Linked DNA regions of Homo sapiens: region 1 is linked to region 2. Evidence: read pairs that join two places in POLR2A ChIA-PET (ENCODE). Cell type or tissue: Panc1. All regions are shown on one strand. Each heading gives the region's core, and the rest is flanking DNA. Links, peaks and the distances in the headings are about the cores only. Region 1 overlaps LOC105377862 (a long non-coding RNA gene). Region 2 overlaps LOC105377862 (a long non-coding RNA gene).

The links. ChIA-PET counts read pairs that join two places held together with the same protein. Peaks named below come from ENCODE experiments on the same cell type or tissue, not always from the same donor. Only the 100,000 strongest peaks of a DNase experiment are listed, where the experiment ranks them.
Region 1: POLR2A ChIA-PET joins it to region 2 with 15 read pairs; 2 of 35 experiments call an interaction of 5 or more read pairs at or near these places.

The regions. Positions count from the first base shown.
Region 1 is chr6:77,008,064-77,019,951 of GRCh38, reverse strand. All of the region lies in intron 2 of LOC105377862 (a long non-coding RNA gene), which reads right to left. Among named protein-coding and RNA genes, the nearest start is that of LINC02540, 420 kb to the right of the region's middle. In Panc1, for the core only: no CTCF peak of the experiment used is centred there; no DNase peak of the experiment used is centred there; H3K27ac peaks cover 402 bases.
Region 2 is chr6:76,927,081-76,938,968 of GRCh38, reverse strand. All of the region lies in intron 2 of LOC105377862 (a long non-coding RNA gene), which reads right to left. It overlaps LOC124901345 (a long non-coding RNA gene), which reads left to right. Exons shown (of 2, transcript XR_007059651.1): 1 at 1-4,899. Among named protein-coding and RNA genes, the nearest start is that of LINC02540, 340 kb to the right of the region's middle. In Panc1, for the core only: no CTCF peak of the experiment used is centred there; no DNase peak of the experiment used is centred there.

The DNA.
Region 1 (11,888 bases), core at 890-8,889, 81 kb before region 2:
AAGATAAGGTTATTGTAAAGTTTATACATTCTGAGTTTGAAATATGGGAGTCAAATCAATGTCATAAATTCTGTGTATATTTTGCTTTTTTGTTTGTTTTTGACTGTCAACTCAACCAAATTGAAAAAAATTTACCTATCACTATCTACAGAAGAAAATTGTGAATAGTATTACAGTTTTAGCACCTTTTAACTAACCAGGATGGACATTTCAATAATAAATATATCACAGTTAAATTAAAATGCCTGAACAAGAGCAAAACATTTTAGTAAACAGTATCAATTAATTTGCATTTGTGACAGTAGATTATAATAACTAATTTGATTAGGTATTTGAAATTTCACATTTCCATTCTGGAAATGCCTACTTTTCAAAGGCATTTTATAAAGTAGAAGATGATAAGTAGTAGATTCAGTTAATGAATTTTTAAATATATATTTTCAGTGCACTTTGCACTTAGACTATGCAACCACAGATCTAATAAATTATGTAAACAAAACATTGCATCACTTCTTAAAAAAATATTTTCCTTAACTAGAAATTTGAGAATTTAATGACATGATCAACTTCAGACAGGAAGTTATGATACATTAAAAGATGACCATTAAAAAACAAAGTAGCCACATTTAAAATCTCCTGTGTTATCTTTCATAAATTATGGATGCTTACTACAGCTGTCATCTTTTGTTTACGTCTAGAAATTTATCCAGTGCCCACTGTGGCCGGAAATTGTTGTCAATCCTGAAAACCAAGACCTCAATCTTGATACGAAGACTTCTTCAGCTTTCTAATTTTAAATAGATTTCTTTTTCTACCAGATACTTGAGATTTTCTCAGTGATTTATAATGATTTTCTTTATTCATATTATCCCATATATTTAGTACTTAAATCTATTTATTTCTCAAAATAATTTGGATTCTTTTTTTAAAGTTATACTCTACAAATCTCTGAACTATATCCAATAACTATGTTTTGAATCCTGCTTATGTTCTTTCATATTTCCAGCTTTAATTTGATTGTCTTACATTTCAAAAAAGTTCCTGGATAATCTTGCAGAGAATATAATTTGTATTTTTTATATTCATATTCTATAAATCCCCAAATAATTAACTAAAATATATTTTTCTTTCAAGAATAATATGAAACTTCACATTTCTAAAGAATTTTTGAAAGTTTATAATAGCCTAACTTTATTTTTTAATTATTAGGTTTAAATTTTTCTATAGTAGGGCTCAAATCATTGATTAATAACTTGCCAGTGACAAAATATATTTAGAAAATGTTTCTAAACTATTTTTTCCAAGTAAAATCATAAAATTGATATTTTTATATGTATTAATTTTTTTTCAAGACAAAACCTAAGAGGAAGTAAAATGTTAGTGAAATCAATTTCAGAAATTGCCAAAACAATATTGCTCAAACAATGAGTGACAGATTGCTAAAGGACATTAAATGCACATTTTACTGGGTTATTAGCATACATAGCTATCAAATATATAGCCTAATATTTAGGAGAAACATTAACATTTTCATTACATAACTCTTACTTTGAAGTATGAAGAGGATAGGTTAATGCAATTAACTATGATATGTACCATTTTGTTGTGTTGTGTTTTGTTTTGTTTGAAGCCAATATGTATGACAAGAATATCTAATACCTCTCCCTCACTTTATAGGAGCAACATTGATGCAGATCTGTTTGAATAAATTAGATTCTATTTTGTATTGTCTTATTTTATTGGAAGTGGCAAGATTACATGGCCATGATCTAGCTAGTTACACCTATATTTCCATCTATAATAGTAGCCTTATATATTCACATATCCCATTTGTTTAGATAGTTTCTACTACCTATTACCTATTACTGAACAAATTCTAAATTAGCTAGGAAAAGTTGAATTCCTAATCTCTGCCACACATCACTCACTTGTTCACTCAGCCCCTGGGATGCTGTGATTCTCCAGGGGCATGCCTTCTACCTCATTGCCTACCCATCACTATAAGTTTTAATAAACATTATGGGGTCTTTTATAATAGCCATGGAAAAAAACTAGCTACCTGTATTGCAGTCCTCAAGCAATCCTTACCAACTAGGTCATTAAATGGGACAGCTGACAGATTTCTGGGAGCTGATCTCTCCAGCAGTTCATGTAGTTTATGACCTCTATGCCCGTCTCCAAATGTTGACCAAAGTTCAGAACCTAAAATTACAGAATTCAACCTCATGGCATTGCCACATTCTATTGATATTTCTTGCTTTTCTCTTGAGGCCCGTATTTTTTTTTCTGACCTGTACACATTGCCCAATCCATGTGTTTGAAGCCTGACAATGACATTTTAGCCAACTAACCTTGCTGCTCCTCAAGCAAGCTATTTTGGAATATTAATAGAATCACAAAGATCTCTGCAGTGTGTAGTTTATTTGCCATAAGAAAATGCCAAAAGAATGGAAGATAACAAGATTCCCATTAAAGAGCTGCTTCTTCCACTTTCCTAACAAAGAAACTTCAACTTTGTAAAACTTCCAAGCAGAGGTAGCCTATGGTAGAAAACACCCCGAATGTCCCTTGTCTAATTTTTATTATGTTGTTATGAACATTTTCTAACAATGGTTCCACTTAGAGTAGGCACTAAACCTCATTATTATGTGAATCAAATTCACTCTAGCTTTATGTGAATCAAATTCACTCAGCTTCATGGCCCCTTCTCTTGCTGTTTCCTCTGCCTACCTCGTGCTATCCCAAAATATTCACAGAAGAGGTCTCTTCTCATCTTTCAGCTCTTAGTTCATTGCTCATTCTCTTCATCAAGCTCTCCCTATCCATCCTAGAGCACACTCCATCTTTTATTATCTTTTTTACTGTCTCATTTAAAAAATTAGCAATTAATACCATTGGATTTATCTTATATATTTGCTTTCATTTTCATTGCCAGTTTCTTCTCACAAGAATGGAAGCTTTATTAGGGCAGAGAATGTGTCTGTCTGAATATGTCAGAAGGTACTCTGCCAAATTCCCAGATATTAATAAATACTTCTTGAATCAATGAAATTAAATTACAATGAAACTATAAAGCTATGAAAATGGATGATCTGTTGAAAATAAATGTCACTCTTAAAAATATTTTTGTTCCATTTCCCGTGCTTCTAAAGAACATCCTCTTTCATTGTTATAGCCCTGTTCATATTGAATTTAATTGCTCATGAATTTATCATTCCCCTAGAATGACAGCATTACAAGTGTCGTGGCTTTGCATCAACTGTGGCACCCTGTCATGGTTCCTGGAAACAAAGAGAAATTCAGTCTATTTGTTGAATTATTAAATAGGTAGATTAATTCATTTAGTATTTATGAGAAAGTGTTACAAGTGTGCTATTCACTTTTCTAAATATCTGTGTCATATTTACAAAAATAAGCATTAGGAGATTCTGGTTTGAATAACATGTATCTCCAAGTAAATGTTTTAAATTTCTCAGAACATTGTTACTTAATACCTAGTACAAGATTCACATCTGTGTATCTTCAATTCTGTAGGAGAGTGCATAAAATAGATACAAATTTGGTCAATTTATTGCATAGCCAAATTAGTCACGGAATGCCTGTCACTAGTTTAGAAAGTGATCTTCAAGATCTTCACGAGATTCTAGGGTTCCCTCAACCAAGCCAACATTCTTGTTTTTTTGAAGCCAACCTCACACCTTATCTTATGGAGCCTAGTTCATCCTGCCTGTCATTAAACAACTATACTCCTGGGTCCCTTCACTTCACCTAAGATCTTCCCAAAGTAATCATGTTTCCTCTTAGGTACTCTGTTTGATGATGGCCTTCCTACTATAAGTATCATTCTTGTACACAATGTGTACTTAATAACTATTGCATGAGGATGATGGTTGCATCACAGGACGTGAATTCAGGTGCAAACTATTGTCATTATCTTCACGTCGTCAATTAGGAGAATTTTCTTTTCACTTCTTGATATGCTGCATTTTCTTGTGGTCAACAATTTTCTTCTGTTTTCATTATTTTCTCATCATTCTCTGATAGTTTTGTAGGCAGATTATTATTTTTTCTTAATTCTGAAAGTTAATACATGTTCCTAGGATTATTAATAATAATCCTGTTATTATTATTCTTTGTTGAGAATAAAACTCTAAATAAGCCATTTTTTCCTACATGAGTGTCTTCCCTCAATTGCTTTTTGAGCTATGAAATGAAGATCATCTTTACCTGACATTACAAATGCAGTGCTAAGGACACTGGAAGTGGGAGTACTTATTTCTAAAAGCCTTTGGAATAGACAGCTTCCAGATTAGGATCTTTCCTCTTCAAATCCACTTTCAGACATGTGAGAAAGTAGAACTTAGGAAAGTAAGCTACAGGGAGATTTCTGCTGGTGAGTCATACAACTGCCACCAGTCCAAGCTCTTTCAGAATGCTCTGTATGTAACTGGGTCGAATTGAAGAAACTGGAAGCTGCAAAAGAACAGATTGACTATGTACAAGTTGGTAGGTTTAAACAAATAATAAGTGGCTGTTAAAAGAAATCAATTTTCATGAATGAGCTAAAAGGGGTGACTATGGAAACAAATAATTAGAATGGCAATTCTAATCAGCTGCTTCCAGCAGGTCTTTAAAATAATTACATTCCCATATTTTGACTGCCAGAGAAAAGCCACATGCTGTGGATTACTAATGAAGTTTAATACTTTTGAAATAAGTCTATTATTTGCTTCTTCCCTTTCTTACTTCCTTTTTTCCTTTCTCTTTCTTTCTTTGGGACAAAAAGAGGCTGTAGAAAAAAAAACAAATCCAAAGCAGGGAAATGAGAAAAATCTCTTCTACTGCGCATGAGATTATACCTCAAATTAGAGTGTAGTTAAAATATAAAATCCCAAATGACATATTCTAATTAATGAGTAGCTGTTACTATTTTTAACTGTTCTGTGTCAATGTTATTTAATAAATATGCCTTTTAAAGTCCCATGGCTGCAATCCCTAGTTTTAGTTGCTTAGATAGAAGCGTATCCTCTCTAATTGTAATGTTTCATGGGGCTTTGACAGGAACTTTTTCTTGACAGAAATTATGTGGGTGATATTTCATATTTGTCTGCCATAATAATTATTTTTGGCAATTGTAATATGAACATTTCATTCTGACAGATTAGCTTTGAATAAAGCTTTTTGTTTTCTTTTCTTTTCTCTCCCCAACAATCTGAAAGAGTTATTGACCAATGTTTTCTGGAATTTTTCATTCACTAATCTGTTAAGCCAAGCAGCCACCATTTGAGTCTGACAAAAACTCTGTCCTTGGCCAAACTTTAGTAAAACTCCTCTGAGCTCTCTTCTCAATAAGGCCTCAACCTCGGCCTCTGTTTTGTCTTTGGCCTACCCAGCTCAGTTTTAGCAAAGAGTCCTGCTAAGTCAGTTTAGTGAGAATCACCCAATCCTTGATATTTGATTACTCTTAATATCTGATCAGTTTCTTTATCATCCACCTTTGATGTCTAAGTCCTTGACCTGTCTTTAGCAAAATTCCATTTAAGATACTTGATGTCTCCGCTTAGTAATTTTCCATCCACTGACCTCCACACCCTGTTCCTTGGTTAGAAATCTGCAATTGGGCCGGGCGCGCAGGGGCTCACGCCTGTAATCCCAACATTTTGGAGGCCAAGGCGGGCGGATCACCTGAGGTCGGGAGTTAGAGACAGCCTGACCAACATGGAGAAACCCCATCTCTACTAAAAATACAAAATTAGCCAGGTGTGGTGGCACATGCCTGTAATCCCAGCTACTCGGGAGGCTGAGGCAGGAGAATCGCTTGAACCTGGAAGGTGGAGGCTGTGGTGAGCCAAGATTGTGCCATTGCACTCCAGCCTGGGTGACAAGAGCAAAACTCTGACTCAAAAAAAAAAAAAATCTGCAATTGGACAATTGTATATTGTCCTTGTTGTGTTCAGAAAGGAATCCAATCACTCCCTTATTGCAATATCTCTATTGCAATACTCTTGAATAAACATTTCCTTACCATTTAAAAAAAGTTTCAGGATAATTTTTTCTTTATCAGCATGGTTCCCATACAGAATCAGATTCATTATTGTCCCCTGGACCTCTCACCAAGGCCCCCAAGTCCACATCTTTGAAGCCTTTGTCTTTACTCCTTAGCAATTGATTAGGGATCTGTTGGTGAGTCTTGCTTTGGATCCAGTCCAGTGCTCTGGATAATATTTTGCTGAAGCTCCGCAATAACAGATTTAGAGTTTCTGAGCATACACTCTGAGGCTGGTTTAGAGTCTTGAGCTTCTTTGTTTGGGACACACTATTAGTTAAAAACATGGGAGTTTCTCAGTGCACTGACATCACCGATCTCTAACCCCTCTGACCATATCGTCCACCACTGTGGCACTTATCCACTCCCTTTCTTGTTGGCATGATTTTACTAATGATAATATGGAATATCATTGCCTTCTTGGGAAACTTAAGATCATCCCAAACTAGCTTATCTAGGACTCCTCCCTTTCCCTTGCCTCGATTTTTTACCTCCATATCTCCTTCCTCCTTTTAACCACTTTCAGTTCTTCCTTCAGTTCCTTTCAATACATTGATATATCTCTCTTCAAATCTTTTCCTCTACAATCCCTCTATTTACCCCTAAAAGACATTTCTTTTTCCATTGCAGCCCCTGAACTTCCTACAAGATATCAGGGCGAATGAAAATTTTAAAAGTCTCCTCCACAAATAAAGTCTTATTTGAATTTTATCACAAAAGTTACAGTACATATATGACATTATAACTATTTATTGGGCTATATGCTCACAATCTGTGCACTTTTCTCTTTTCAGAAAACTGATAGCAAATTTTGCTATGTTTCACAGAATAGTCATTTTAGTTGGCATATTTGCAATTCTTGAAATGTGTTACCTTTCCAGGCAAATGGCAATTTGAAGCTAGATAGTTAAGAATCTTGAGATAGGGAAATTATCCTGAATTATTCCTATCTCAACGGATATGGAATACCCCTTGAGATATGGGCCTACTATATCACAAGGACATGGGCCTACTATAATCGCAGGATCTTTATAAGTAGAAAAGGGAGGCAGGGAATTCAGAGGGGATGTGATGATGGAAGCAGAGTCAATACTATGTGAGTATGTGAACATACTTTGCTTTCATTGCCTTAGATGAGAATTCAGTTGTCTAATACAGTCACTTTGTTGAAGGAAATGTGTCTTTTTTTCTTACTGCTTTCAATTTTTTTGGTTCATTGTTTATTTTTACCAGACTTGTTACATTGCCCAGACCTAGTTTTCTTTATGTTTACTCTGTTGTCTGTTTGTAGAACTTCTTGAGTTTGTAGCTTGATACTTTTGGCTAATTGTAAAAAGTTCTTAGCTTTCAACTTTTAAATATCTCTTCTGCCTATTCTTCTTTTCTCCCACTCTTGGATTACAATTATGTATATGATAGTGTCACAGGCTCCTTGGGGTGTCACCAGCCTAAAATCTTTGTGGCTGGCGGTGCCTTCTGCCCGAGTATTGCTTGTGCCTGATGGGCACGTTCTGCCCACTTGGCCTGACAGGCTGTGCTCAGTTTGCACTATTGGCCTGGATCCCACACCTGCCAAGGGTGAGCCAGGTATGGAGTGGTGAGGGGTGTGTGGGTGAGTGAGCAAGGGTCCCCCCACTGTGCACAGCCAGGCGTGCTGGCTGCTGTGGCAGGGCCGACAGCTCCAGATGCTGGCTCTGTGTGAGGCTGCAGCTAGACCAGATGTACTGCATGTAGCTTCCACTGCAGGCATCCGCCCCTGGATGAAGGCAACACAGTGGTGCCCAGAGGGTGTCACAGCCGTGGTTCAGGGAGATCCTAGTTCCGGGCTCCCTGAAGGGCAGCAGCTCTTCTCTCATTGACTGCAACATGGAGAGCAGGGGGGCTTGTTTCAGCCCTGTTTATGTTACAGCTCTTCCAGTCCCGCCATTTGGCAGGTCGCAAGTTCTTGTCTCATGTTCAGGAAGAATGAGGTAGGCAGACAACTGGAGGGTTAGCAAGGTGGAGAGCAGCTTCACTGAGCACCAAAACAGCTCTCAGGAGTCCGCAGTGGGTAGTTCCTTTCCACAGGCTTCCTTCCAATGAGTGTCCAGCTCTCAGTGGAGAGGGGACCCACAGTGGGTGGCTCCTTTCCAACAGGCAGATCATCCCAATTAGTCGAGGAGACCAAAGCAGATAGCTCCTTCCTGCAGCTGGTAGGCTCAACATCTGCTTGAGTCTGACTGATTCCAGGGTTTGTATGGGCTCAGAAAGAAGGAAACATGTGCTAAGTGGTCCATAGGCAGCCATAAGTGTACCCAGAAAAAGCACCATATGTTCTCACTTTGGGCTACAAACTCTACCTGGCACTGGCAGTCTGGCCCCTAGGCTTCATGCTGTTCTTGGCTTGAAGATGAGGTTTCACCAGGGACCTGCCCCTTTACACCCAGGAACCTGTCTGCCTCCCGCCATCAACATGTCATCCAGACACCCCGGCTGTTCGTGCCAAGGAGCGTCTGCAGGCCCCTGCTGAACTGCCTTCAGCGCCCCCCGCCCCACCCTGCCGGCCTTCCTCCCATGCTCCCTGGCGCCTAAAGTCCAGAAGGGGCTGAGGAGGCCGCGGCTAGTATGTCAGCACTTCCCCAAGCACGTGCACACCCAGCCAGGTTGCGGCAGCACCCAGGCTTGGCCACAACTTTGCTTTGAAATAGAAGTGGGTGCCAGGAGAGGGAAGAGTCTAGGGAGGGGGAGCAGGAACTTCTGTGCCTGTAGGTGAAGGGAAACATCCTGGGCCCTGGAGAGCACAGGGATGCCCGGGTTCGGAGCCATTGCTGAGAGGCTGCACCCTGGAAGGGCAGGGCTCCCACCACTTTAACTCAGCAGTGGGCAGGGATCTCACCTGTTTCCGGCCCCTGCCGGCTTCATGGAGCACATAATCCCTTCGTTGCAGTGACCACTCCAGACTGGCTTCCACTGCCATCAATAGCCATTTAAAATATGTATCATGTATCTCTTATGCTTTTTTCCATATTTTTCATTCTTTTTCTTTCTTTTTACTATGGCTCATCATTTTCTACTGACTTATATTCCAGTTCACAAATCATTTCTTCAATTATACTGACCTATATTCCAGTTCACAAATCATTCCTTCAATTATTTAATCTGATATTAAACTTAACTATTGAGTTCTCAGTTACAATTATTATATTTGTTGGTTCCATACATTATATTTGATTTCTCTTTTAGACATTCAAATTTTCTGCTGAAATTATCTATCTTGATTTCCATCTCTTGAGCATATTGATTTAAATTCCATGTTTGATTAATATCAAGATCTGTATTTCATTTTCCTGCGTTCTCAATGTTACTTAATGTTTTGCATTTAGTCATTTTTGTATGCTAGATAACTTTAATTAAATGCTGGGTATAGTGTTTGAAAGTCTGTAGGAATATTTTGAGAATCTAGATGTTCTGTTTTGCTACCAAGAATTCTTTTGTAAATGGAAAGTTGTTAGACTTGGAAAATCTCACATCCAACCAGTTTGAGACTGTGGTAATTTGTGACAAGTCTTCAGACTTTGTAATGGTGGATCTAGTTCTAGACTCAACCTGTTTCTATTGAAAACCTATGGTGTTTATAAGATTCTTTTTACTACGATTGGCTCAATTCTGAAAATTCAACTCCAAATTCCTATAAAATGGCTCACCTCTCAGCCTCCTGACCTCTGATTGCTGTATGGCTCTGCTGCCACTTAAATCCTCTGCTACTAGATTTATTCAACAGTTCACTTTTAGCCTTTAGGTTGCAGTTGTTTAAAATTTGGCAAACATCTCAAGAGAAATAATGGCTCTGAATCTCAGTATCACTCTTAAACTTTGCTTTGTAATCTTGACCCCTCAAAATCTTGAGGTCTTGGTGATGCTCAAATAGAATTTAATTTGCAATAGTTTTATATATATTTTCTTGTTATTCACAGAAAGGTCTGATACGAGCTAGAACACCACAATAAAAAACAGGAATTCTAGTTACCTTTTAAAATGATTAGTTTTAATCAGAGTTTTAGAAGTAATGACTTCATATAATGATTTCTTTCAAAGTAACTTAATAACATTCTACGTGGAGGCTTAGTAATAGCTCTTATCACATAATAACCAGAAGACCCTGATTCACTATATATATATATACACGTATATGTATATGTAGCCAGAGCTTTACAATAATTTAAAAAGGAAGTGATAAAAGTTGTATTTCATATCACTATTTGAATCTTTATTTTTAATTCAGATAAAATAACTGTTTCCCTTAACTAATTTCACATATTTTTTATTCCAAGCATTTTTGTACATGCATATCATGGGAAGTAATAGCTTTAATTCTTTGATTCCATTAGCAGAAGAACATTCCAAAAATTTCTCTGTTTGCTACCTGCCACGAATATGATTTTTTAAAATAATTGAAACTTTGAATAACTGCTTTGAAAATGTTACAAAATTAAATACAGTACCAGTGTCTTCAGTGCTTTGAAAAATTTGATCATTGTTCAAAACTCACTTAAAAATCTGTAATCAGCAATTAAAATGTTCAAACTCCAACTTTTCAAGTTTTTAAAAAATTTCAATTACTGAAAGAAAGGTTGCAAATGGCTGAGTAACTGAATAAAATATGTGAAAATATAATAATAATATCTATTCTGCTGTGCTATTTTCTTAAAGTTCCAATAATCAAATAAAAGAAGCTTTAATTTGTTTGTTTTAATACATGATAAGTTCTTATTATTTTAGAAATGTTTTTTGAAATTAACCTCTAAAAATATCAATACTGTCTAATAAACTGGCCTGTCATTAAATAAATAAAATAAACAAATTTCAATAATTATCTCATTTTAATTATTTTATCACCTCTGGTTATTTTTATTTTGGTAAAACACACATAATATATATCTTTTAAACAAAAGTTTAAGTATACAGAACAGCAATGTTAACTATAAATGCAATGTGGTTCCACAGATCTCTAGAACTTTTCATCTTGCGTTACTGAAATTCTATAAATATTGAACAGCAACCTCAAATGTATTCTTTTTCTCAGCCGCTGGCAACAACCATTCTACCTGCAATGAGTCAGACTACTTTAGATACTTGATATAGGTGGTTTCATGCAGTGTTTGTACATCTGTCCCAAGTTTTTTCACTTAGTATCATGTGCTCAAAGTTCATTCATGTTGTAGCATACAACAGGATTTTCTCTTTTTTATGGCTGAATAATATTTCATTGTATGTATAGACCACATTTCCTTTATTCATTAATCTATCCATGGACGTTTAAATTGTTTTCCTAACTAAGATATTGTGAATGATGGAGCAATGAACAGCAGAGTGCAAATATTTCTTTAAGATACTGTCTTCAATTTGTTAATATACATACCCAGAAGTAGGATTGCTAGGTCATACAGTAGTTCTACATTTAATTTTTTGAAGAACCTCTATACTGTTTTTTATAGCACCTGCACCTTCATCATTTTACATTACCACTAGTAGTACACAAGTATTTCAATTTCTTCATATCCCTGGCAACACTTGTTATATTCTGGGGATTTTTTGTTTGTTTGTTTGTTTTTCTGAGATGGAATCTTGCTCTGTCACCCAGGCTGGAGTGTAATGGTGCGATCTCGGCTCACTGCAACCTCTGCCTCCCAGGTTCAAGCCATTCTCCTGCTTCAGCTTCCTAGGTAGCTGGAACTCCAGGCATGCACCACCACACCCGGCTAATTTTTGTATTTTTAGTAGAGATGGGGTTTCACCATGTTGGCTAGGCTGGTCTCGAACGCCTGATCTCAAGTGATCCACCTGCCTTGGCCTCCTAAAGTGC
Region 2 (11,888 bases), core at 1,245-9,244:
TCCAATGTTAGTGGATGCATCTATTTATTCTCAAATGATGTTTATAGATTCCTTGCAATCTAAAAAATCTATGTTTGCCTGCAAACAGGAAGTTTTCTATTCAATTTTTGTATAAAATTATTATTATTTACCTGATTATATTATCCCAGAACTTTAGTGAAATGTTGAACAAGAGTGGAGAGAGCATGTATTTTTGCCTTGTTTTTATCCTAAAGAAGGCTAATTGTCTATTTTTGTTGTTGTTGTTTGTGTTTCTGCTGTCTCAATTTAAAAAGCAATAACCTAATGTAAGGTTATAAATATTTATTTCTGCATTTTCTTCTAAAAATTGTATGGTTTTATTGTTTACATTTCCATCTCTGATCCATTTTGAGTTATGTTTTGTATAATACATTTGATAGAGATTCAGTTGTGTTGTTTTCCATGTGAATATCCATTTCATTTGTCCCAGCATCATTTTGGAAAAGGCTGTGTTTCCCCAATTGTGTTGTCTTGGCATCTTTCTCAAAAATCAATTGACTGTTAATGTAAGGTTTATTTCTGAATTATCAGTCATATTTCATAGATTTTTATGTCTATCCTTATGTCAGGAAATGTTATTTTTATTATTGTAGCTTTGTAGTAGATTTTGAAATCAGAAAATGTAAGACTTTCAACTTTTATTTATCAAGGTTGTTTTGGTTATTCTGGATCCTTTGCATTTCCATATGAATTCTAGGATTAGCCTATACATTTCTGGGGGGAAAAGGCAGCTAGAATTTTGATTGGGTTTGTGTTGAATCTATAGTTCAATTTGAAGAGTATTTAATCGCAAGAACATTAAGTTTTTCAATTCATGGAATAGGATGTCCTCCAGTTATTTAGATATTTCTTAATTACTTTTAGTAATATTTTGTGGTTTTTAATGCTAAAATTTTATACTTTGTCAAATTTATTCTTAAATATATTATCATTTTGATAATTCTGTGAATAAGTTGCTTTCTTAATTTTAGTTTTCAATTGTTAATTGCTAATGTGTGTCTGCAAAATTGACTTTTTATAGTGATCTTGGACCTGCAACCTTGATTAGCTATTTTTTAATTTTAACTTTTTAAATGTGTGAATTACTTAGGGTTTTTTAATATAAATAATCATTTCATCTGTGGAGAAAAAAATTTACTTTTTCCTTTTTTATCAGAATGCCAATTATAATTTTTTATCTTAACTAATTGCTCTGGCTAGAACTCCTAGTGCAATGTTGAATAGAAATAAAAAACAGTAGATGTATTTGTTTTGTTTCTGATATAAGGAGAAAGCATTGTCTTCATTAAATATGATGTTAGCTGTGAGTTTTTCATAGATATACTTAAGATGATGAGATCATTTCTTTCTACTTCTAGTATGTTGAGTGTTTTTATCATAAACACATAATGGATTTTATTAAGTAATTTTTTTTACATCTATTCAGATGATCATATGCTTTTGTTCTTTATTCTGTTAACATGCTATTTTACAATAATTGATTTTCAGATATTAATCCAACCATAGATTATTTTGATAAGTCAAACCAGGTCATGATGTATAATCTGACTTTCTATTTATATTTTTGTCCTTCATTTGTTTCTCAGACTAAATAATCTCCACTGACCTATCTTCTAGTGCGCTGTGCCTTTCTTTTCGCAGTTCAAGTCTGGTTGTGATTGCCTCTAGTGAATTCTCTTTCATTTCAGTAATTATACTTTTCAATTTCTGAATTTTAACTAGGTTCTTTTTTAATAATTTCTATCTCATTGATGTTTGGTGGCACATTATTCTCATACTTGTGTTTAATTACATGTGTTTTTCTTTACTGTTTTCAGGATATTTATTATGGTTGATTTAAAGTGTATTTCAGATAAGTCTAACATCTGGATTTCCTCAGATACACGATCTATTGCTTCTTTTTTGTCTGTGTATGAGCTATACTAATTTCCTATTTTTTACATGCGTCATAATTTTGTGTTAAAAACTAGACATTCAAATATGGATATCTAGTGGCAAATTCAGAATAGTTTTCCACCAAACCAAGATGTGCTGTTTTTATTTGTTGTTGTTACTGTTGTTGCTGTTTGTTTGTATAATGACTTTATTAATTTTGTAAAGTATGTTGTATTCTTTTTCATGTGTGAACACTTATGTCTTTCTTGGCCACTTTATTCATCACCAAATGATTGGACAAAGATTTCCTTAAGTGCCTTGAACAAATAAATCTCCCAACCTTTGTCAAAGGACCCCTGTTTATATTGGGAGAATCTTTCGACACTCCAGTGGACAGTTTACATCTCTAGTTTTGCCTTCACTCCCTGGTTACATCAAGCCTTATCCTCAGCCAGCTGTGAGAGATTAGGGCCCTCTTAGGTCTTTCCTAAGTGTATTCACAACCCTAATCATATGCATAATTTTTTTAGGTTTCCATGAGTGTATTAGTTTTTATTTTTAAGGGTATTTTATTTTTCTAAAACAGCTTCTTGTTAGTCACAACTGGAATCTCCACTGAAGGCAGCTGCAATATTAAGCAATTGCCTCTGATGGGTTGTGCTAGTTGCACAAAGCAAGCTCTGAATCAGCTCAAATAAAGACAAATGTCGACAGTAGAGCTTTTTATGCGACTTTCAGATGGGCTAAATAGTGACAATTTTCTGGGAATGGGACTTTCTCCAAACACATTCTGCCCTTACAGTGACTTCTAGGATGCTCGTTTTCACAACTCCTGTATTTGCAAAGTTATGGTTTTCAAGGCTACGTGGAACTGGAAAGAAGGGAATAAGAATGGGACAAAGTAAAACACCACAAAACTCACTGTTCTTACTAAGATACACACATTTGTCTTGAATAATTATTCCCCAGATTGTTTCAACCCTTGGCTTATTCCTAGAATTCTTTATTTTGAAATTGAATTCTAAAAAAAAAATTGATTTTAACAATTTTTGCAAGTGCTCTCATTTTTTTTATTTTGGAGGAGTAGATATTGGAGGTTTTCATTTTTTTTTATTTCAGATGTGCTTTTGTATTTAGATTATTTTTAATAACAGCCTTAAATATTTGTCAATATTTTCTTAATTAAATCTTGCTTTAAGTTGCTCAACTGCTGCCTATAGAGTAGAACAAAATACCTTAGTTAAATATTCAAAATTTTCAATATTCTGACTCCAACCAATCTTAAAAACTTAATTCTAAATATTTCTTTCTTATATTATACCTAACCCTCTCAGTCAGTCTGCTAAAAATTCACTTATTTACTTCAAACTTTAAAAAAAAGTTTTCTTTAGAAAAGTAAAGATATGTATATCTGGGATGGACTTTGTATCTGCCATCTCTGTATGGCCAAGCAAAGATGCTATCTATTCTATGATCATTTTATTTAATAACTCAGAAAGAAATATTATCTTTTTTAAATTCTTAAAGCAATTATTTTTAACAAATATAATATTTTCAATTATATTCTTTGTCTTTATATGAATTAGTATTTTGTTATATTTCTTCTATTATAAGAAAAGCTCTTAGGAAATAGGATAATAATAATATATGTAGCCTTGGAAATATGTCAGGCATTCAATAACTACTTCCTGAACGATTAAACTGATAATGAATGAATGAAAAAAATATAAATAAATACTATTCTCTTATCACCATTAAATAATTATTTCTAATTTTTATTTTTCACCAGTATTTCCTAATGGCATCTTTTGCATGTAATAACAGGATATTAAATTACTAATCAAAAAAGAAACTATTTTATAATGTATGAGTTGAAAGTTACATTTGTTGGTAATTTCCAAATCTTTGAAAACATTTTTAATGTTTCAAGGGGTGACTGTACAAGGGCACTGACACTGAAATAATTTGAACCAATTTTCTTCTAATATCAAATGCTTATATTTGATATACAGTAGCTAGCATATTAAAAACCTCAGCTTATAATTTGTATACCTAATTTATACTGACTATATCAGTGTTATGGATTCCTAACAATAAACATTCATAATCTATAGGCTGAAATAGATTAGCTACTTTATTTGTTGATTGCAAATATGCATTAAAAAGTCAAAAACAACTATTTTGACAGAATTTTTCTGTATGACGTAGCAGAAAAAGAATATGGATAATACAAATGCATCATCTATCAAATACATAGCCAGATATCACCTAAAAGTACTTGCATTCTGCTAAAAATACACTATTGTCCCTCTACTACGAGAATGAAATCCTGCTTTGGAAAATCCTCTTATCTTTCTCAAGAACCATTTAGTAATTTACTTTTAAGTAATGGAAAGGATATGCTTTAAAGTTTCACTCCTATTTTTATTGCAAAATATAGATAAAGAAATAATATCTTGGCTGGATTAGTAATAAAAATTAATAAAATTGGCTGAATTATTGCTTTGGTGTGACTGATATTAACTTGAGATTTATTGAGATACCCTTGTAATATAATTTAAATTAAAGCAATATAGCTTATTTTGTCAGTTATACTTTCTTCTTTCCTTGAATTTTTCCTTTGAGTAAAAATTTGTTAAGGTTACAGCACAGCTTTTCTATATTTTTCCTCATGATAGGCATTTTCTGAAATGCTTAACATTTTATGAAAAGCAGCCTCATACCAATATTTGTTTTCATAGCCAGTCTCTACAACTGGATGAAAATGCATCAAATCCTTCTGTTCCCCTCATTTGAAGATGTCTGGACATGAACACATGCTCCCAAGAGAATGAACTGAGGATTTGTCTTTATAATCACTGTCTTGATTCCATGCTTCCTATTTCTTCATAAAAGTAGAGAGAGACATTTAAGAGAGAGACATGGAGTTGTAAATATTATTCAAGAAGAAGAACGAATTCTAAAGTCATCCAGAAAACAGTGGGAGCTTCCCAGTCAAAATTGGTGAGCCACAACACAAAGATAATAAAACATCTTCTATCCTTAGAATAACATTATAGATGTATCATATAAAAAAGTAAATCATACTCTAATTCTCTCCATAAAAGGTGTATTGAAAATATGTTTAATTTGTTATGTATTTTAAAATAAATATTATATAGTAACAATGATTTTTGGCTTAGTTAGTTATAACAGCATTTGTTAAATTATGTATCAGAATTAAATGGAATCATGTACCTAGAGATGTTAAGATATATTTCCAAATGTATGTTTGGATCACAGTCAAAATGGAGTTAAATCAAATTAGTAGGCTTTTTGTCTTTGGATTTTAAAATAATACATTTTATTTTTAAGTATATGTTATGAATTCCTAAAAAAGAATTTCCCACACCACACTTATTTTGCTAGAGTCATACTCCTACTGTACTTTTTTTTTTTTTTTTTTTTTGGCTAGAATGCAGTGACACAATCGTAGCTCACTGCAGTATCATACTCCCAGGTTCAAACAATCCTCTTGCTTCAGTCTCTTAAGTAGCTAGGACTACAGGCATGCACTACCATGCTCAGCTAATTTTTCAAATCTTTTTGTAAAGATATGGTCTCACTGTGTTGCTCAGGCTGGTGTTGAATTCCTAGCCTCAAGTGCTCCTCCAGCCTTAGTCTTTCAAAGCACTGAGATTACAGGTGTGTGCCACAACAACCAGCCTCCTATTGTATTCTTATTGTTATCTCATGTATGCTCTTTGAAAAGTAATTTAGAATACATATTTTCAGAATTTTATACAATTTTGCACTGTCCAAAATCTGATGAAGTTAATTATCCTTGTTTTGTTGCATAACCCAATGCAGATGACCATCTCTAAACTTTCTAGAATAGTCCTAAGGAGAGCTGATAAAGAAATAAGAAGACCAGTGCAAAGGCAGGTTCCACAATTAAGAAAATAGCTACAACATGGCATGCTTTATGATTCTAAAAAAAATAAATTGTATAGTAAAAAAACATTTAAACTGATTTATCTTTTAATTTCTTTTGTTTTCTTTCACATTTTTATTATAGTAAGAAAGTTACACAGAAAAGTGGAAAATAATGAAACCCTCCAATGCATGTACCTATTATCATATGCCACTTTTAAAGCTTATGGGGAAGTCAGCTTTACCCAAACCACCTAGACTGAGAGTAAGACAGTGGTGGCCCATTGAGGACAAGGGAATTCTGTTATACCCACAAAGAAGAAATTATGATTAGGAAAAATAAGATATTTTCATGGTAATTATGTTGCACAGAGTTATAACAAATAGAAGTATAAAAAAATTACAACTCTTCCAAATTGCCTGAATTAAAACACACACACACTCATATATGCATACACATCCAAAAACATAGGAAAGAAGAGCCTAATCATTTTTATTGTATAAAAACTCTCAGAAAATAAAAACATAAAAATAACAACAATAGAACAAATAGCCCCTTTAAAAATTGGGTAAAGGATATGTATAGACATTTTTCAAAGAAGACGTACAAATAACCAAAGAGCATATGAAAAAATGTTTAACATCACTAATAATCAGAGAAATGCAAATTAAAAACAAAATGAGATATCATATTATACAAGTCAAAATGGCTATTATAAAAATAAAATAACAGATGATACTTATACACTGTTGGTAGAAATGTACAATAGTACAACCTACATGAAAAATATGGAGATTTCTACCATTCGAATCAGCAATATCACCATTGAGTATTTACTCAAATGAAAATAAATCATTATATCAAAAAGACCTGTGCTTGTATATTTATTGCAGCACTATTCACAACAGCAATGATATAGAAGCAATCTAATTGTCTATCAACAGATTGGATAAAGAAAATGTGGTACACATACACAATGGAATACTACTTAGTCATAAAAAAGAATAAAAGCATGTCTTTTGCAGCAACATTTAATGAAACTCTAGGCCATTATCTTAAGTGAAGCAACTCAGAAACAGAAAAACAAATACCACATGTTCTCACCTAAAAGTGGGAGCTTAATACTTAATGAGTACAATGTACATTATTCAGTGATGAACACTCTAAAAGCCCAGACTTCACCACTATGCAATATATTCAAGTAACAAAATTGCACTTTTGCCCCTTAAATTTATACAAGTATAAAGAACTGCACAATTAAAGCAAAATAGTACAGTATAACAACAAATATAAATGGTGACAACTCATCTACTTAAATTTTGAAAAAAGAAAAAGCTAAGGTGTATTAATCAAATGCTGTGGTTGTGATACTGGAACCAGATAAAGATAATTTAGTATACAAATATGCTGAAAGGTTCAGTCCATTAAAGGTATCAAATCAAACGAAAATTCCACAATAAGGTCTACTTCAGCTAATTAATAAATTAGGAAATATTAATAACAAAATTTGCGAAGTATAAATTTTGTGAACTGAGAGGAGATGACAACAGATAATAATAGGTAATATTTATTCATATAATCATAACAAATCATATAGACAAATCATATAAAAATGTAGGGAATCTGAAATATGTAACCAATAAATCTGAGTAAATATAACTTAATTTTAATAACTTTATAGATAGCAAATTTTTCATGTGTTCACTTTACATATACAAAGTGATTATGTATTAGAACACAAAAAATACATTTTAAATTTTAAATACAGATAATATTTTGACAAAATTAGTTGCTAGTAGAAATTAGTGAAAATATAGGAATAAAAATTCCTTAAGCAACTGGAATTTGAAAACACTTTCTTTACAATTCTTAGGTGAGGAAAGGAAATCAAATTCAGTCAGAGATAGCCAAAAATAATATTAATGGAAAGGCAACATATCCAAATATGGAATGCTGCTAGAGATTGCTATAGAAAATTTGTTATTAAACTGATTTAAACATGTATTAATAAATATAAAGAAATGAAATTACTCAGAATTCAATTCACGAAGTTAGACTAGACAACATAAAACAAAGGATCATGGGGAGAACAAAATAAAGATAATACCAACAAAAACAAAAACAAAATTTGTAAATTAATCCAAAAAATAATCCACCAGAAGTGAAATATGATACTTTTTTTGCCAACCTATGCAAGAAAAAATGTAAATTGCAAAAAAAAAAGTTTAGAAATACGATTTACAGGGGAAAATCATAGATATAGAAGATACTCTGAAAAATTTAATTTTTAAGCAACTTTTAACAATTCTAAAAATGTGTTTGCAAGCAAAGGTCTATTCAAATACACTCAAAAATGTGAATTAATTAAACAATTTTAGAGAGAATGTAAATACCACTAATGTTCTTGTCATCCCAGGGTGCGCTTTAATTTGTTTTACGTCTGTTTTAAGAAGGCTAAAAATGCTTTTAGAGAATTTCTTCTCTCTGAAAACACACAGGTACAGATACACACACACACACAGACACACACACACACACAAATCCCTGTTGATTAATAGATAAATAATTATTTTTAAATTTTTTTTCCAATTTTCAAAATTATAGAAATCAAATACTAATGTAATGTCTCCCCAAAAAATTAAGCCGAAACTCTTCTCAATTTATCACACATTTAGGTGGTACATGTGAATATATTTCACATGCATAGGATGTATAATGATCAAGTCAGAGTATTTGAGGTGTGCATCACCCTCAGTATTTATCATTTCCATGTTCTGGTAACATTTCAAGTCCTCTCTTCTAGTTGCTTTGAAATATACAATATATTGTTGCTAACTATAGTCAACCTAGTCTGCAATCTAACATTAGAACTTATTTCTTCTCTCTATTGGTAAGTTTGTACCCATTCACTAACCTCTCTTTATTTTCCCCTCTTACCTTCATACACTTTCCAGTGTCATTCCACTGTATCTCCATGAGGTGAAACATTTTAACTGTAAGATGGGAATTTTTAAGTGTTTGAAAAGCTAAAGAAGGCAATGTCAAGGGAAGCTGCCACTAACCATCACTGTTTAGCTAGTTAACACATTGCAGAAACTACAGAAAAACACGAGGGATGAGCACAGCTGCTGGAATCTTTGAAACAAGTGATTTTTGGGGAATTTTCTGGAGACAGCTATAGAAGATCAATAGTCCAAATCGCTTGTTTAAAAGTTTATATTTTTCCAAAAATGGTTGCAGTGATATCCCGTTTTCTCCGTACTTTTCTGCCATGCTGCTTTCCACTACTACAATAAGATATGGAATTCTCTATTACCATTGTTATGGACTGAATATTTGTTTCCCTGCAAAATTTAAATGCTGAAGCTCTAAACCCCATTGCTATGGTATTTGGAAGCAATTATCTTTGAATTAGGTTTGGATGTGGTTTCTCTGATGGATGTGTTGATATTGACATCTATATGATTAAGATGAAATATATTAATGTAGCTAGAATTCAGAATAAAGCTAATTACATTTCAAGAAGTAAGAAGAAACAAAACACCTCCCATTTGTTACTCATTATTAGGCCTATATTATTCAAATGATTTTCACAAATGTTCTGAAAATAAACGTACCAGAAAGAAAAGCTTTATCATCCACAGTGATCTCCTACACTATCTTGTTTCCCCTGTTCTCTCTCTGAACTACCTCTTTCTGTAGGTCTAAACTGGAATAGTTAGTGCCATTATTATGACTGGCCTTCCTTTTTTAAATATTCATCCAGTTCAGTGTGATAAGGTTGCAATATTTCTAGAACTTATTTTAAGAGAAATAAGCATTATTTAATAATTTAGAAATGTATCTGTAATTTGCTAACATAAAGACAGACTTTGTAAATGTAAGGTACTAAGCTTTCTGTTTGTGACCCAAATGTCTCTTTGTTGATATAAATACTATATATAATGTAACATATAGTATATATATAAAATATATATACTATATATTATATTATATATTATATATACTGTATATGTTATATATAATATAATACTATATATATAATGTAATATATAGTATATATATAAATATATACTATATATATATATTTTTTCTTTTTTCCAAGATGGAGTCTTGCTCTGTCACCCAGGCCGGAGGGCTGGAGTGCAGTGGCATGATCTTGGCTCACTGCAACCTCCGCCTCCCAGGTTCACGCCATTCTCCTGCCTCAGCCTCCCGAGTAGCTGGGATTACAGGTGTGTGCCACCACGCTCAGCTAAGTTTTTTGTTTTTTTAGTAGAGATTGGTTTCACCATGTTGGCCAGGTTGGTCTCAAACTCCTGACCTCGTGATCCACCCACCTTGGCCTCCCAAAGTGCTGGGATTACAGACATGAGCCACCTCATCCGGCCAGTTGATAAATATATTAAAACTTGTATTCATGTTTAAGTTGAGATCAGTCCTGACATGTTTTCTGAGAGAATGTTTATTCCTATCTAGAATATATTTTTTATCCTTCTCTTAGACTATGAATCTCCTCTACTTGATTTATTCTCAATGTTACTTTGAGTTTTTAAAAAACAAAATTAACAAAGTTTGTTTGCCAGTGGCTGCATTTAGATAGTCAATTGTTTTACTATTTGGAATCCCTAGCTTACTTGCCTTTAGGTCTCTGGTCCTATAAAGAATTAAAACAGAAGGCTCCTGATTAATTTGAAAGGCAAATGCTTGTCATTGATATATGGCTACAGACACTTTTTTAGCTCCTGAAGATATCTCTTACTTTCTTTTGAGTTTGGCTATGTATGTAAACAACATTTGCTATATTACCTCTAGCATTTCGAAGTTTTGAGTTGAGAGGATTTTCAGGACATTTGACCTGTCATAAGGCAGAAATAGAGTCTTCAATTAATGTTTTATTAATTTGCTCAAACACATCAAATTGAGTTGCTATTGTGTTAGGAATACCTTTAGCACTATGATTCAGCCATGATGAAAACAGACAAAAATCTCTGCCCTCTTAAAATATGCAATCCAGTGGGGGTGATAAATATGAAAAAAAAAAAAAACGTACACATAAGAATACTTGGGCATTCTGGTGGGACTTCTGGGTGGAGTGATCAGAATGTGCAAAGGCCCTGTGAACAGAGTGTGTCTGGCATGTTTAAGGCCCATCTAGTTTTCTAGAGCAAGCAAGAGGTGAGTTCAGAGAAGACCTGGGGTGAATAGGGTTATGACCATGCATAACCTTAGAGATTATTTTAATGACTTGGACTTTTGCTCTATGATGCAGAGCTATTCAGGGGATTTATGCAGAGAAATGACATGATCTGACTTCAGTTTTAGCAAGATCACTTTTAAGAATAGCTATGATATGACATTGCCTTATGTATTAGTGAACTTAAGACCATTTGACATGAATACCAAAAGTATAGGTTTGGAGGTCACATTAATTGACTACTGTTGACAACTAAATTGGATAATTTGACTTCCAACATAGAAATTTTGGCTTCAGTTTTTCTAAATTAGATGTACATTTTTATTAATTTAATTTTGTTTCTCCAAGCTTCTAATGTACATTTTGTGATTACTATCTGAGTCCTTGGTCTCTCCAGTTCTCCAAAATTGAGTGTAGGTCAAGTAAGAAGCAATAAAAATGAGATCTCTATGTAAAAGTAAATCTGTACTAGATTTCAAAGATGGATTCTATAAGCAAAACCAATTAAAACTGTGTTTTACAAATCAGGATTCAAAATGTTTTAGTAACTCTATCTTTCATAAAATCTTTATTCCTAAATTCTGTCAAAGTACAATTCAAAATACAGTAATCCAATGTCTGGAATAAAAGCTAAATGAGGGAAAAATGGCATACAAAGGAACTAGAAAATGCTGCATCATTTTAATTTGCTTTTACAACCTTCCACAATGACCTTTCCTTGAATATGGCAGCATATTCTAGCAAACAACTAAATTTTACTAAAATCAATAAAATGACCTACCTCTAACTTTTAAAGCAGCAAGACAAATGTCATATTTTATATTTATATTCAATTACCCGTACCTAAAAATATAAGATGTGGAGTTTAAATTTGACCATTAT